Regions from separate parts of the Mus musculus genome. Here region 1 is linked to region 2. Evidence: chromatin loops called from intact Hi-C (ENCODE). Cell type or tissue: left cerebral cortex. All regions are shown on one strand. Region 1 overlaps St6galnac5 (ST6 (alpha-N-acetyl-neuraminyl-2,3-beta-galactosyl-1,3)-N-acetylgalactosaminide alpha-2,6-sialyltransferase 5). Region 2 overlaps St6galnac5 (ST6 (alpha-N-acetyl-neuraminyl-2,3-beta-galactosyl-1,3)-N-acetylgalactosaminide alpha-2,6-sialyltransferase 5).

Region 1 (8,000 bases), 100 kb after region 2:
TTTTGCTCTTCTGCCTCTGGCCATGGGAAGGCAGAACCTCCTTGGGACCTGGAGACTAGGCCTATCCATGGAGACAGAAGTAGAACTGAGTGTCCAGGGACTAAGGGAGGGAGGGACAAAGTCCTTGGAAATAAGTAGCTGCACTCACTGCTCGACACGGTAAAAAATGGTGAGAATTCCTTAACTCTTTAATCTAGTGGACAAAAAGGGCCTGGAAAACAAAAGCCTGGCTGCAATGAAGAGGCAGCACCCACCGGCAAGTGCAAGTGCGGTTCCCGAGGCTGTGCTAGCTGGTCCTCTGCCATTCATCCTGTGTGGGAGCGGGGTGCCAGAGCTCTAAGGGCAGACCTATTCTGCCCATGGACGGGAAGAACAATGCATTTTGAGACTGTCCCATAAAGATATAATTACACAGACTATAAGCAACCCAGAAAAGTCACTAATTAAGAGTCACTAATTAAGAGAGTTACAAATTGTTGAGCTGTGAAATTTCTTTCTAGGAAACAAAATAATATCCAGTAAGCAGGTCTGCCCTTCCTGTGGATGGCTGTTTTGAGCTACAGTCTTTACGGAATGGGTAAGGCTGAAGCCTGGCCCACAGAGGCAAATAGGAGGCTGTGCATGTCAAGAGCCCCTCACCCATCCAATCCCACCCCCACTGGGCCCCTCCTCTCCATCAGTGTTCTGGAAGTGCCACACGAGGGGCTACTTCTGGCTGTTCCCCAAATACCCATCACTTAGTGAGATTTAAAGAAAAATGTCAAGAGGGATGAAAGGATTACTGAGGATGATTTATGAAATTTAAATATTTCTTCAGTTGGCAAAATGGGTGGGTGAGAGGGAGGCAGGGAGGAACCGGCCTCATCTGAAAAGTGCCTGAGGGCAGTCAGCCACTGGGAGAGAGGCATGGTCAAGGGCAGCCACTGGGAGAGAGGCGTGGTCAAGGGCAGCCAATGGGAGAGAGGAGTGGACAAGGGCAGCCAATGGGAGAGAGGCGTGGTCAAGGGCAGCCAATGGGAGAGAGGTGTAGTCAAGGGCAGCCAATGAGAGAGAGGCGTGGTCAAGGGCAGCCAATGAGAGAGAGGCGTGGTCAAGGACACACATTCCTTCCAGGGCAGCCAAGGGGACTTCAACAGAAATGTCAATGCTCGGTTTCATAGCAGCCCAGACTACCTGGACTGTATTTTAGTTTTACGCTGTTGAATGAATTAAGTCATCCCATCCGTCGAAGAATCAGTGAGCACCATCTACGCACATTGTGATAGGTATGAAGACTTCCATAAGGAAGCGTACTAAAATACCAAGGGTAATTATGTTTTAGTGAGAAATTCATGAGTAAGGCTTAGTTTTTCTTTACCTCTGTCACGTTGCCACGCACACCCACATATACTATAGGGAAAAGACTGATGTTCATTTTTTTTTTCAAAGTAAGCAACCTGGTTCTTTTTCCTGGTGTATGGCTTCCAACAGAAGGGACTCTGTGTGCTGTACTGTGGTCTACAAGAAAGGTCTGGGTGAACTGCTGTTGAGCTTGTGTGTCCATAGGTTGGCATAGAAACCTAGGAAATGCATAGAGGAACGCCTGGCTGCTCTCCACCCTTGAGACCTTCCAGAGGTCTCACTGTTTTGTGGATTCACTAAGAAAAGCCCTTTAGGGCCCATAGAGATGACTTAGCTGTTAATAGCACTGGCTTCTCTTCCAAAGGACCCACCCAGGTTTGGTTTCTAGCACCCACATGGCAGTTCCCAACTGTCTGTTAACTCCAGTCCTAACTCCAGCCCAACACCCTCTTCTCCCTTCCATAGGACCAGGCATACATATGGTGCACAGACATATACGCAGGCAAAACATCCATACCAAGGAAGGAAGTAAATAACTAAAACGTCCTTTACACTGGACAAAGTGACGCACATTTCCCATCTCTGCACTCTAAGAGTAGATACAGGGGTTGCAAGTTCAGGGCTAGCCTAGGCTAACTAATGAGACTTTGTCTCTAAAAGCAAAAGGAAAGAAGAGGAAAGTAGGTCATGTACAAGAGCGCAGGTAAGTGTCTGGGTAGCACACAGAGCCCGTCTCCATAGTTACAAATGGCCTTTGACTAGCAGATCAGTCAATGCTGAGGTTGTCATCCCCCAGGGGTTTGGGGCTCACTGTAGACCACAGTCACTCTGGGGCCTGGTCACTCTCGGATCCTTTAGCTTATTGATATTCTATTCGCAAACAGGCTATTGGTTCATATGCAATGATGTAATGATGTAATATGTAATAACAGAAAGCTCCTGATCCCTCACAGATCATTCAGTGTCTACCCAAGACAGCCTGACTGAGCTTTCTAGAGCCCGATGAAGAGTTCCGAAGGACTGCAGAGCCTCTGCTCACAGGGAAGGAGCTGGCACTCTTCTTCCCTCTGGTCTTTATTTTGGGTCCCTGTACCTAATTATAGTAACCTTGCCAGTGCCATCGGTTAAGAGTTAGGGACTTTCAGAGGGGATAGGCCATATGAACTCCGCCTGCTATGGTTTGAATATCAAACGTTCCCCGCAGGCTTGCTCTACCTTTGGATGTTGGTCACCGGGCTTGAGATCTACATCCCTGCCCCATTTTCTGTCAGCTTTCTGCTTCCCAATTCCGCTGAGGTGTGGGGGAGGCCAGGAATAGCAGACCAGGCTCCTTCCCTCTCCAGCGGAGCTTCCTGCTGCCATCTTCCCTGCCACGATGATCCATGTCCCCTCTTCCTCTTCAAAGTGTTATGTCAGATTATTTGATCACCGTGATGACAAAAGCGACCACTGTGCCCCTTAAGGTACTGGATGCTGATAGCAGAGCCAGAAGTGCCCCACAGGTCTATACAGTAGAGTTGTATCTGCCCTTCTAGCAGAGCCATAAATGCTTCATACCCAACAGGTCTATACAGTAGAGTTGTACCACACCTTCTCTGCTCAGCCTTGGGAGGACTCACCTCTCGTTCATCCCCTTTGGGGATGTAGCTTTCACCAGACACCCAATGACCATCTTAGATTCCTCCCTGCACAGCTGTGAGGAATGTCTGCTCTTTATAAGTATTCCTATGATCCAGGACTCTATTATAAGAGCACAAACGAGGCACCATCGCCTGCCATTGCTGTAGACTCACTGGGACAAGGTACCGTGCTTGCCTACGTTGTCCTTCTCTGACATCGATGTCTGAACTTTGGACTTAGGAATTCATCACGTGGTGAGCCTACATCAAAACCCACCCATGTCTGGGGCAGGAGTATGACTCCTCAGTGTCTGGGGCAGGAGCATGACTCCTTGGGGTCTGGGGCAGGAGCATGACTCCTCGGTGTCCATCTGTGGCAAGTGTAGGTAGCACCAGGGCTGAGCTTCTCTCAGCGTGGCTGTTGCTGAAGCAGATAGGATGGGAGTTCCCACGAGTTCCCACAATCCTCATCTGCCTTCCTGCAGCCTAGAACACACACAGACCATTACCACTTTTTGTGCATTCCTTGTTCAAAACTTGTACAAGTTGAATAAAACTGAAGAGAATGGGTTTTATGACTTTTGGTGTGGAGTGGGAGTTGCAGGTAACTCAAGACACCTTGCATATGTCCCCGAAGCCGCCTGGCAGGTGCAAATTGCTGAATAACTCCAAATATGGGCCCCATAAACCTGCCGTTCATTTAGATGTACAGTATGTGTTTGTGTTTCCAATCAAATAAATGCCATTGGATGAATTAAGACCAAGGCTTCCTCTTGACAATTTTTTTGTTACTTTATGGCCAATTTCTCTCTGATGAAACTAGAATAGAACCTTCCCTTTCCTCAGATGTCGTTAACAAAGGTGATTTCAAAGAATGGTAATTGTTCTCTCTATAGCTAAATGGGAAATGAGAGGCAGGAAAACCACCCTTTACCTTACTCTATGAAAAGCCCGTGCCTGGTAAGTCTGCCACCCCACAGAGAAGCGAAACACTATAAAGTCCCCAGAGTCCCTTCACTCCAGGTCCCACCGATTCTGCTGCAGGCGGGGAGCTTAATTCTCATTGTCACCAGCATGCATTATGCTGTCTCTGCAGACAGCCCGCTTCAGCCCTAACCATAACATCACGGCTTCCTGTTTTGCTCAAGTCGGCATGAGGCATTAAGATACACAGAAAGGTTCAAAATTAGACAAAGTTGAGCTGCCATCTGGGATCATCTGAGACTCTTTCGGCAGCCATTGAGAGGCAGTCTTGAACCACGAACCTTCTACAGTTGAAGAAGCTGTATTCCGACTGTCTGAGCATTCTAGGTGGCAAGCTCAGAATCTTCACGCAGGCAGAAACCCTAGCTGTCTTGATCCCCTGGCTGCCAATGTCACCGACGCTGCCCGTAGCACTAGCGTGCTGCTGTGAGCAGCAGGCTCTCTGCCCTGTAACCAAGAGCTACTCTAATCACTATACCAATGCCAGAACGACCTAGCTGAAACACACATCTGAGGTAGTTGCTTCTCTACCTCACAGTGATTTCGGGATAAATCCAAGCTCTGCAGCATGTTCACTGTCCTATCCAATCCTCCAGTTACTTGATATATGTTTCTCTGCCTTTCCCTGTGGATGTGAGTCTCAGAGTTGGGGGGGTCATGCTTTATCTCTTGTCTGCTGCCTCCTGATCCCAACACACAATGTTAGGTACAAGGTAGGCACATGCATATAGCAGACTAAGGAACAAGTGCATGTTGTTTAACATCTCTGCAGGCTAACTTAAGCCTAGAAGTTACATAGCTCACTACAAAGAACCTAAACACATCCTCTTGCTTCAACATCTGGTCCACCATTTGGAAGGTCTGTGTTTTCAAAAGATTCAGAAATTAAGCCTGGGTATGTAAAGTCTTTCTTCCCCCATTTATCATTTTTGTCCATTCTCATGATTAATGAGTCTATTAGCCAGGTTTATTCAAATATAACATAATCAAATGCGGCATGATCACAGCTAGACTCAACAAGGATTTACTGAGATTTGATACTTACAAGACACAATATGACTAAATTATGTTTAAGAAGTCGGGCAGACAAGACTGGGAGACAGGTGAAGAAATACCAATGGAAATACTATGTGACAAAAAATGTGCACAGCTACAAAGAATAGCTTGGCACTTGCTAGGCTATATTGCTAATACAGCCAAGCATAGTACAGTAGCATTTCCATCAGCAATGAAGTCCATACACAGGGCTGGCCCATAGGATCATGTGACCAGGATACTGTCTTGTTTGCATAAGTACATGCTGTGTACCAAACAGCAGAATTCTCGGGGTCAGGTGCCCTTGATTTCCCTTACTTCTGCTCTGGGCAGGGCCTGGTGTTTGTCCCATTCCCCTTTCTCTGTAGTACCGACTACATAGTAGGTGCTCATTGTATATGAGATGAGGGGACTGATATGGGCGGTCTAAAGGAATGTCTCCCTCCTTTGCATGCAGGTTTCTGGGGGAACTTTAGAGAGAAAGCCTTGGTCGGGGTCTTAATAATTAAATCTCTGGCAAACTGAAAGAACACTATTTCTTCCCAAAAAAGATGCGTTTTCATTTTAAATATGTGCATGTGCCTGGCGTCAGTATGTGCTCATGTGCACCTGAGTGCAGTTGCCCACAGAGACGGGAAGACAGTGTCATAGCCTCTGGAGCTGGAGTTTACAGGCTGCTGTGAGTCACCTGTGTGGATGTGGAGGCCCAAGCTTGAGTCCTCTGCAAGAGCAGTGCCCGCTTTTCACTTGTGAGTCATCTCCTGCCCATGGAAGGGTAGTTTCTGCAGAAGGAACAGCAGATGTGTGTAGGTGAGCAAGCTGTGCTCCCGGAGTGTGTGGAGCCTGAGCTCAGAGGAGCTGCAGGGGTTGGGGCTGGAGAAGTAGGTCATGGAGCCCCTGTTGGTCTTCCTAAGGGGTGTGAGCTGGATGCTCTAAGAAATGGGCAGGCACTGGAATGGAAGCTTGCAGGGAACATAAGCCAATCTGTAAGTAGAAATGCAATAACACAGGTCGGTCATTTGAGATGTCCCATATGTGCAATTAATTTTCAGAATATGCTTCTTATAAGGAATAATTGTTTAACTCGGCACTTCAGACTGAGAACTCTCAGCATCTGTGTGCTTTTCAGACACCGCAGATAGCTCCATCGTCACAAAGACAGAAAATAATAATAACGAAGTTTCCTTCCCATTCTGAGCTGCAAAAACTGTCAAGGTTAATTTCCTCCCTCGTAGTTTTTAACAGGTTTCTTGTCTGCCTGGAGTAATTCAGAATAGGCGTTCCATCTCAGAGGTCAGGATAGGCTATGGGATTTGCAAAACGACAGTCCTTCAAACTCTTGGTTGGCTGGGTCTCTAGATAGCACCCTCTTTCCTACTGGGGAAAAGGTAATTTCACTGAATGAGTGGTCAGGCTGTAGCATTTCTGCATGTCATTAACTACTATACTCCCTTTGGCCTGATTACTTTGTGTGCTGGCTAGTTTTTTTGTCAACTATACACAAAAGATGAAGAGGGGGACCTCAACTGTGAAATGCCTGCATCAGATGTGTGTGTGTGGGAGGGGCATTTTCTTCATTAATGACTGATGTGGGTGGGCCCAGATCACTGTAGGCAGTGCCACTCTGGGGCAGGTACCCTGGGGTGTATAAGACAGCAATTGGAGTGAGCTGTGCGGACTAGGCCAGTCAGCAGCACTCCTCCATAGCTTTCCTTCTGTGACTGCCTGACTTCCCTGAGTGACTGCCAGGGATCAGGACCATGGAAGCCAAATTAACCCTTTCCCTGTTTTATCATAGCAACAGGAAGCTAACTAGGACAGGAATTTTTATCAGTGAGTGTGGCGGACATGACCATGATGCTCTGGGGGTGATTGTGAAATACTTATAATATTGGGCTAGAAAAGAGAGTGAGTGTTCAGAGGTTAAAGGGCCACTGCTCTGTTGGAGCAGAACTGATAAAAGTGTGCAGAGAAATGCAGGTGATGGAGGCCTGGATTGTGAAGTTTCAGATGGAAGTAATGTCTTATTAATCATGGCTCTGTGTGTGTGTGTGTGTGCTTGTATGTGTGCACACGCACGCGCACGCACACCTGGGTACACGCACGCCTGTGTAGGTGCATATTTGTGTATTATGTGTGTATGAGTATGTTATGATTGTGTGAGTGTGATGTGTGTGGTGTGTGTATGAACATGTGTGTGGTATATATGTGATATGTGTATGACTGTGAGCATATGTGGTATATGTGTGGTGTGTGTGTAATGTGTGTATGAGTGTGGTGTGTGTGTGTGATGTGTGTATGAACACATGTGTGTATGAATGTATGATGTATATGTGTGTGATATATGTATGTGTGTGATGCATATTGTGTGATGTGTCTATGAGTGTGAGCATGTATGTGTGTGACTGTGATGTGTGTGTGAGTGTGACGTGTGTGTGACTAATGTATGAGTGTGAGCATGTGTATGTGTGTGACAGTGATGTGTGTATGAGTGTGAGCTTGTGTGTGTGTGTGTGACTGTGATGTGTATTTGAGTGTGAGCATGAGTTCCGCACAGCACACATAGGAAGTCAGAGATCAGCTTTTAGGAATTGGTCTCCCTCTACCTTTCTACCTTGTTTCGGAGGCAGGATCTCTCCGTTGTTTTTGTCTCTGTATGCGTATGCCAGGCTGGCTGGTCCCAGGACTTTCTGAGTAATTCTCCTGTCTTCTCCCCTTGTTTCCTTTAGACTGTTGGGATTAGAGATGCATGGTACAGGGTTGTATGTGGTTTGGGGGATCAGTTTTTAGGTCTTCAGGCTGTGCTGTAAGCAGGCAGTTTTACCCATAGGCCCCTCCCCAGTTTGCTTCAGTGACTTTTAACAGCCAACTTTACTGAGCTGCAAATTGTTCCAATTACATCAGTGCTATGTGTTCTGTGCCCCCTTTAGAGTAGCTGTGGCCAGCCCAGTCATTGGTAGAAGACTCTTTTCAACTATCTGGAGGCATATTCTCATATTCATTTCAGAATAATGAGATCTT
Region 2 (8,000 bases):
CCCTTTCCCCCATACCTGACCACATCTCCACCAATACATATTCCTTTTCTCCCCTTATCTTTTTGAAAAACACAGCAAAGGGTGCTTGGGAACTCATGGCCTGGACACTCTGCTTGTTCCTGGGCCCTCTACGTGTGTCACTGTTGATCTGTTATGGCGTGGCAAGTGGAGCCATGTTCATAGCATTATACCCATACCCAACACATTCCCATTTGTGTCTCCATTCAAACAAGCACTTTTCAGGAGTTTGTTATGTGCCAGGTTCTTCATGCTGAGGATACAAAGGACTCAACCAAACAGATCCTTTCTCAAACAGTGTGCACTGGGGAGATGGCGAGGAGAGCCTGCCTGATGCTGACAGCTGCTGTGCTGTCCGCCCCTGGCCTACAGAGCCCAGCATGTGGCACAGATCCCGGGAACCTGGACATGGGGCTGTATCCCCCCTTCTCTGGGGAGTCGTGAAGGTTATCCTGCTGAACCCCTCTCAATGACACCTCCAGAAGTCAATGCCAGGGCTGGAATGAGGCCCCTGAGACAAATCAATCCCCGCTCCACGCAGAGACAGGCACGCCTGTGCCTTCCAGAAAACAACCTCAAATGCTACCAGCTATGCTGTGCTTTTATGGAGAGACAGTGGGACTGGCAGGGGAGAGAGGGAACACAGCCAGCAAGTGTCAGAGGTTGATGCAAGGTGCTCACAGATAGGAGCAGAAAGCCTCTCCCTGGCGGAGGTGCCGGGAGCCTCTCCTTAGTCATGACTAAGTCCTAGAGTCCACCTTTTTTTTCTATGAAGATGACATGGATCAAAGGTGGTACATGACCTTTAAAATAAGCCACATTTGGAAGAAAGAGCAGACCTGGGAGGTCAAGGAATACACCCAACATCCCATAATCAGGGCCAAAGCTAAGAAATGGGAGTCAAGGAATACACCCAACATCCCATAATCAGGGCCAAAGCTAAGAAATGGGAGTCAAGGAATACACCCAACATCCCATAATCAGGGCCAAAGCTAAGAAATGGGAGTCAAGAAATACACCCAACATCCCATAATCATGGCCAAAGCTAAGATTGAGCTTAATGTGCAAGTGGCCAGCCAGATCCCACCTCATTGTGAGATGTCACCTCCTAACAGAAAATCTAGGGAACAACAGTCTTTCCTGGAACCGGTTCTAGACAAGTCTGAGCCTCCCACGGACAGTCCCGTATTTATGGTTCCTCACTGCTGAGAGAGGTTAAGCCCCTGCCTCTGTAGGCAGGGGCTCCTAACTAGAACCCACAGGCTGCCTGCATGGGGGAGAGGGCACTGCGGTGGGACTGGGAAGCTTTGACCAGTGAGGCAGCTGCCGCCCAGCCCATCTTCCTGTCAGCCAGCTCTCTGAACTGAACTTTCCCCTCGTTATCACCTCCGCCTTGTCTTCTGAGTACCCCTTGATCCACACTGGCTACAGATGTGCCCCAGTTTTCTGGCACTTCCAGGTCGAACTTGATATTCCATGGCCCAGTCTGGAAAGACTCAGGTACCCAAGACAACCTGATTCTTACCTAGTAAACTGGGTTCGAGTGTGAGAATCCTCAAGCCTAAGTGGTTGTGGTGGGGAATCGGGGATTTTAGCATCATCCTAGGACACAGAACGATGGTAAAGACTTCGGCATCGGCATCGGCATCGGCATCGGCATCGGCATCGGCATCGACATCGGCATCGGCATCGACATCTGCATCGGCATCCTTCCAGTACTGCCATGTTTATGATTAGAGTAAATGGAAGCTACAGGGCAGGGACCGGTGAAGGATACAGAAAGCTGAAGGACCATGGAGGCAATCTGACCGTTGCTGAGAACATGCTGAAAGGTGGTTCACAGCAGATGGGCTTTGGAGATAGGAGGAGTCTCCAAGTATACCCAGACAGGCTGGGGAGGGGGTTCTGGTGCTCTGGGGATGGTCAGGTCTTGGCATGCTCCAGCTGTGTGGATGGCACTCCTTCTGCATAGGTCGTACCTTAGCCTGTGTGAACAGGCGGGTCCCCTGCCCATGTGTTCTCTGTAGTTTCTGGGCCTCGAATGGCAAAGACATTTCTGAAATCCCCATATCAGATGAGGAAAAACAGGCAGTTTCCCACCTCCTAAAAGCCAGCCCTGAGGAGGACCCACTTTCAGATGCAGATCACAGGATACCTGTGAGGTCCAGTCATTAAAGGTGTGTGTGCTCGCTCAAGAGTGCACGGATGTGTGCATGTATATGTGTATAGGTACACTTGTGTACATATGTGTGGGTAAAAGCCAGAGAACAACCTCAGAATTGCTTCTTTAGATATCATTCACCTTGTGTTTTTTGAGGCAGGGTCTCTCCCTGGCCTGCAAGTCACTGAGGTTAGAATGGCTGACCATCAAGCTGCTGGGATGCGCTGTCTCCCTCCACTCAGACTGGGATTACAAGTGTGTGCCACCACCCCTGGCACTGAAAAAAAAACAACCATAGTTTTTGTGCATTTATTTTCCATAATATATACAATTGGATTGGAATTTTAAAATCACAATATAAAGCACAGCCAGTTTTGTGGAGTGTTGCTGGTCTGCAGCACGGCTGGACTGAAGCAAGAGAAGAACTTCCTTAGCTCTGAGTAAACCAGCTGGTGCCCATCACTAGACTGTGTAAAGGTTTAGACTCCTAGAAGTCTATTTTCTGGATGCTGCCACTTAAAAGACAGAGACCCTAACAGTGCCCCAAGCGAAAAGTGCACGGCACTTGCTTTCTATCTTAAGGCACAATTTCTCCTGAGAAATCAAAACTTTTCCTAAAATATTGTTTGGAAAGTTTTAACTCCAAGGCATGTGTTAATCTGAGGGTTATGTTGTGTGCCTGTAAACGTCTCAGCAGCTCATCTTCCAGGGAGAGGCAGGGTGTCAGCAAGGTGTCTGCTTCAGTGAGGTGTCTGTAGCTACCTTAATTTTCTGTTTTTATGGACGTGGTGGCAAATGAAAGCTTTCATTAGTATAATTAAAATTCCACTCTCCTCAGAAGAGACAAATGATCCACGCTGAGTTTCTAGGAACTGGCTACAGCCCAGATAGCACTGGGCTAGGTGTGTGTCTTATTAGCTGGAGGGAGAGAGTACCAATGGGGGTGTAGCTCGGTCTGAAGGAAGTGAGTGACTGTCTGTATATAAAAGGCATAGATATTCTTATTAGGAGGTCTGATTACGATCCTAAAGTTTCCCTGAAGCCTTCTGACACGGGTGAGAGGCACAACCCCGTAAATTGTCAGCATATAGAAGCTAAGATTTAGAAAGAGGCTTCTACTGTGCATCCCATAAAATGTGTCCCATGAGGAAGATTAGTATCAATCACAGGCTTATTGGAGAGCGAGATGGGGTCCAATGATAACCTGGCACCATCAACTAGAGTAATGGTCTAAGAAGCAAAAGCAATCAGAGAAGAGAATGGAATCTGCACAGAGAGACAGAAGTAGAAAGCCGGGTATAATGGATCACACTGATGAACAGGCGCTGTTGTGCAGCACAAAGGCAGGCGTGAGCGATGCCGCTCCGTGCACAATGGATACGGCCAACCACCCATCTTCGGGATGCCTCCGGAAACAGACCTGCCACCTTCAGAATCCCAGCTGCACACAGTGGTGCTAAACTACAATGAAGTCATTACCAACCTGAGAATACTGCTGGTTCCAGAAGCCGCTCGTGGGGCGGGAGGGGGTGCAGTGGGGGTGGGTTGAGGGGGGGAGGAGGAGGGGGAAAGCTGATGCTGCTTTCACAGAACTTCACGTGGGAGCTAGAAGAACAATATACCCCAGACCTAGCTGATTCGGATGCTGGGCTTACTCTCCAGGATGTGAGTCACTAAGCCGTGATGGAGGAACTGTGTGACTGCAGTTTGGAGACGAGACTGCTTGGACTGTTGGTTTTAGTACATAGTCCTTGTAAGCGGCAGTACTTCGTTTTCCTTGCCCCAACGTGAGGTAATCAGAGTGTGTCTCTCCCAGCCAACAGCAGACAGTGGGACATGGTGATGTCTGACCTTGGAGCTTTTGCCACACCTCTGTTCTGAGCTCCTTAGCTCCAGTGTCTGGCAGCCATGCTGGGAGAAAGCTCAGGAAACTCAGAGGCCACTTGGAGGAATCCCTACCCACAGCTCCCCTGAAGTCCCTGCTCTCAGCCAGCATGGGCACTCATCATTGGGGGTAGGGGTAGGGGGGTGATGAGATGTGATAGCGGGTCTGAGGCCCGCCTTGCTGCATCTGGTCAGCTCTTAGAAGTTGTAATTACAAACCTATGACTCCTGTGGTTTTCACCAAGCTTGGGGAAGTTTGAATGCTACCTGAAGTAACTGACATAAACCTCTACCCTTCCCCAGACTACACATCTGCAACAGGAAGGAAGATCAAACAAACAAACAAACAAACAAAATGTTGTAACTTCCTCACACTCTAGGGCCTCTCAGAACCATATTAAGGTCATTTTAAATGTGAAGACAGGGTAATCCTCTGAAAGACACTTTTCTTCAATGCAATCAGGACTACGAAGAAGACCATACCTGTCTAATTGTTGACATAGCCCCCTCCAGTCTTATCAGGACTGTTAGTTCATCATCGGCAAAATTCAGATCCTTGGCTCAATGTCTTGCATTATTTTAGTGCTATGAACTCGGTCTAACAGTATTTTAATGCAGAATATTGTCTAGATGTTTGTGCTGAAGTGTTACACTGGCCAGCATGTGCGAATATCTGTAACTTGAGTGTAAGACCTTTCTGTTTACAGAGATGGAATAATAAGGTAAGAATTTGGACAGATAACATGACACACCAGACACTCCTAAATTCCTGTGGCTATGAGGATTTGTCACATCCTTCTATTTGGGTGACAAAACACCATGCTAGGTTGCCTAGGCTGGTCTCAAACTCATGGGGACTGGTGATCAGCCTGCCTCACCTTCTCTAGTTGTTGGGATTCTGGTCACATACTACCATGCTTGGATCAAAGAACGTTCAACAACCACTGACTGAGTCAACAGGGTGTCCAGGCTGGTTTCCAGCAGAAGGGAATGCACACCCTAAAGGCTGCAATTGAAATCAGGACAGACATTTCTGGAACCTTCTACTACTTATAGACTACAGAGAACCAAGTGCGTAGGCCTGACTTGTCCACAGAGCTGGGTCACCTGCAAGCTCGGTGTGAAAGTTCCAGCAGGGTGGGGCTGGCTGACGCTCCAGATGGTCTGCTCAAACTGCTTCTGACTCGCTACTCCTACACTTATAAAGATGCAAGCTTCCATAACTTCCGTTCTCCCTTTGGAAGCAATTTCCATCTCAGTGTCATAAGAATGGAAACAGGAGAACAAAGCTTACTCCTGTCGAGTGTCACCAAGCACTTCTGTGGTGACAGCAAACCCTATGTCCCCTCTCTCCACTCAGCTGACAAAGCAGACCTCTTTCTTCTTTCATAGGTCCTATGTGGAGAAAATAACACGCCTTTCAATGTTCTGTGACACCAAGATTGCCCCTAATAAATGACATTGGGAATGTCTGGGTGGATCCGCCCTCTGCCCTGTCACCCAGAGGATGCAATTTCTACACAATGGAACAGTTTAAGGAGGGGTGGCTTGCTCTCCTCCCAGAAGCTCAGGAGAATTAATGTGGCTTCACTGTTTCCCGGGGGCTTTGAAGAAGCCATCTGTCCAGTTGGCAGAGCCAGGGCCGCCCAAGTCTTTTCTTAGCCTGCGTCCCTGGCTCCCTTCTGACATGTCACACTCATCTGTCAAGTGATCTCTTTGCTGTCCTGTAAGTCAGGGTGGCTCTGAAGTCTCTGCCTTCTGGAAGCCTGTAAAATCAGACATTAGAAAGTGATAGGGGACTAACGCCAGTGATCACTTGAGGGGGAAGACCCAGCTGAGGGGGAAGGAGCCAGGTGAGGGGGAAGGACCCAGGTGTGGGGAAGGACCCAGATGAGGGGGAAGGACCCAGGTGGCAGGGAAGGACCCATGGCTAGTGTTCACCAGTGTTCAACCTGGGGCAGCCATGTCACTTTTCCTAATTGTCATCCCAAGACAAGAAGTCAAATGATTTCCAAGAATATTCGACACATGGCCAATGCAGGACATCATAATTAGTTAATTATGTGTGAATGCAAGTGTTTGTGTGTGTGTGTGGTGTGGCTTGGTCTGAAGTTTGGTCCGAAGCTTATAGAACTAACTACTCATAACTGGTGGCAGTCTGAGGAACCCTGAGGGGATAGGGTCTTTGGTTGCATACTCTTGAGGAGACTCTTGGGTATCTAACTCTTCCTATTCTCTCGTTGATTTTCAGCTGACAGGAGAGATGGGTGGCTTCTCGGTTACGTGTTATGCCACGCAGGACTTCCTCCCTCCAAGCCCAAGAGCAGGAAGGTACCATGACCACAGACATTCAAAACTGAGCATTTTAAAAAAATCTTAAGTCAACTATTTCTTTTATTTTGTATACTAACAGAAAAGAGGAGAAGGCCGTCTGATAGACTCTTCTTTCTCTCTTATGTTGTCTAAGGGAAGGGAAATCTACAATCGAAAGCAAAACAAATACTGCCCCAGCTGACGGGCATCTTTGATGAGGTATCACGGGAGTTTTACAATGTGTATGTATCTATAATCAGGATTAAGATTGGAAGAGTTTAGGGTGAGTCAAGCCTTTTGCTTTACAAATGAAGGCAGGGTCTGTCCTAGCAGTGGACACTGTGGGTTAGAAAGTCACAGGCTCTCCCCACTAGGCGGGAGTGCTTCTGCACAGGGTCTTTGCAGCTTCCTACACAGTGGGGATTTACCAAGTCTTCCCTAAAGGACCTTCTCTCACCCTATACATGATAAAAACAGTGGTTTGAGCAATTCACACAAGCGTAAGGCCATCTTGCTTCCATCAAAGCCTCAGAGCCTCCACAGGGTGATATCCCTGGTGTTCATAGCCCCGTGGGACCCAGCAGCAGGTTTACTGCCTGCGGATCAGGTGTTTGTCCCAGTGCCCCGGACCCTCTCCTGGCCAGTCTCATACACTTGTCCTGCCTTCATAGCTTCTGGGGGCATTCGTAATTTTCACCCCTAAACCCACACTGATTGGAGAATAAGACTGCCATTTTCATAGCCTGTGGAACCACATCTATTCCACTCCACCGACATCCTGGTGCTCAAGGAAACAACGCCCAGCAGACTTCCTGTTGCATCAAGCCCCGCCCCCAAACCCAGTGTTTCCTTCCGGTATGGGAGCTGGAGACTCCAATCGCATCTCTTACCCTTCAGTTTTTCCTAGTGACAGTTCATGAAATGGACACTTGGATGGGGTGTCTTGTTCCCTTCATGCTCGTCGGGTGATTCTGTGACATTTTAGGGAAGCCCAGTGTGCCTTTCCCTCTCTTTGTAGCACATCAGATACATGGTTGCTGGCTCCCTGCCCTTTTAAATTGTTATGCCATCCAGAGACAAGAGGCTTTAATAACCGGGCTCTTGCTCATTGTTTTTTGAAACAATCACCAGTACATTTCTTTCACCCATTTAGAAAGGGAACTTATGAGAAGTTGAAGACCCTAATTTCAGCATTTGTCCCTTCTCCAGTCTGTCCATGGGTGTAGCCGTTCAAAGGCCTGAGAACAGTGCTATTTTCTCCACTGTGAAACAATGTCAGGAAGAAATAGATGTAATTTCAAGGGACACGCATCCCAGTGAATTTGTCAAGTCGGGGAAAGGACTTGACACAAAGAGGCTCAGTATTTAAATTCTGGGACAAGAAGCCTGGACTCCAATCCCAGATCTGAGGACATCACATGACCTTGGCAAAGCCATGTAGAGTACATGACATTTTATGTGCAGGTGGGGGACAGAGGTTGGGCAGTCACTGTTCATGGATGCTAGAGAGTGGGTGTTGTCTTGAGGAGTGGTTGGTGTTCCCCAGGCAAGCCCTCCATTCAGTCTGCAGGAGGGAAGGGGGATCTTGAGCCTGGCTAAGGATGAAGCTATGCCTTCAGGAACG

Evidence for each region. Hi-C counts contacts between places; a loop is a spot of excess contacts. Peaks named below come from ENCODE experiments on the same cell type or tissue, not always from the same donor. Only the 100,000 strongest peaks of a DNase experiment are listed, where the experiment ranks them.
Region 1: it touches region 2 in a loop (2.0-fold over the local background); 3 of 42 quality-filtered maps call a loop at or near these places.

Annotation. Positions count from the first base shown.
Region 1 is chr3:152,965,830-152,973,829 of GRCm38, forward strand. The region is part of intron 2 of St6galnac5 (ST6 (alpha-N-acetyl-neuraminyl-2,3-beta-galactosyl-1,3)-N-acetylgalactosaminide alpha-2,6-sialyltransferase 5); the gene reads right to left. All of the region lies in intron 2 of Gm46830 (a long non-coding RNA gene), which reads left to right. Among named protein-coding and RNA genes, the nearest start is that of St6galnac5, 12 kb to the right of the region's middle. In left cerebral cortex, a CTCF peak has its summit at 4,170; DNase peaks (open chromatin) are centred at 1,350, 4,234 and 5,755; H3K27ac peaks cover 980 bases.
Region 2 is chr3:152,862,682-152,870,681 of GRCm38, forward strand. All of the region lies in intron 2 of St6galnac5 (ST6 (alpha-N-acetyl-neuraminyl-2,3-beta-galactosyl-1,3)-N-acetylgalactosaminide alpha-2,6-sialyltransferase 5), which reads right to left. Among named protein-coding and RNA genes, the nearest start is that of Gm46830, 33 kb to the right of the region's middle. In left cerebral cortex, no CTCF peak of the experiment used is centred here; DNase peaks (open chromatin) are centred at 3,555, 3,872, 5,191 and 5,657.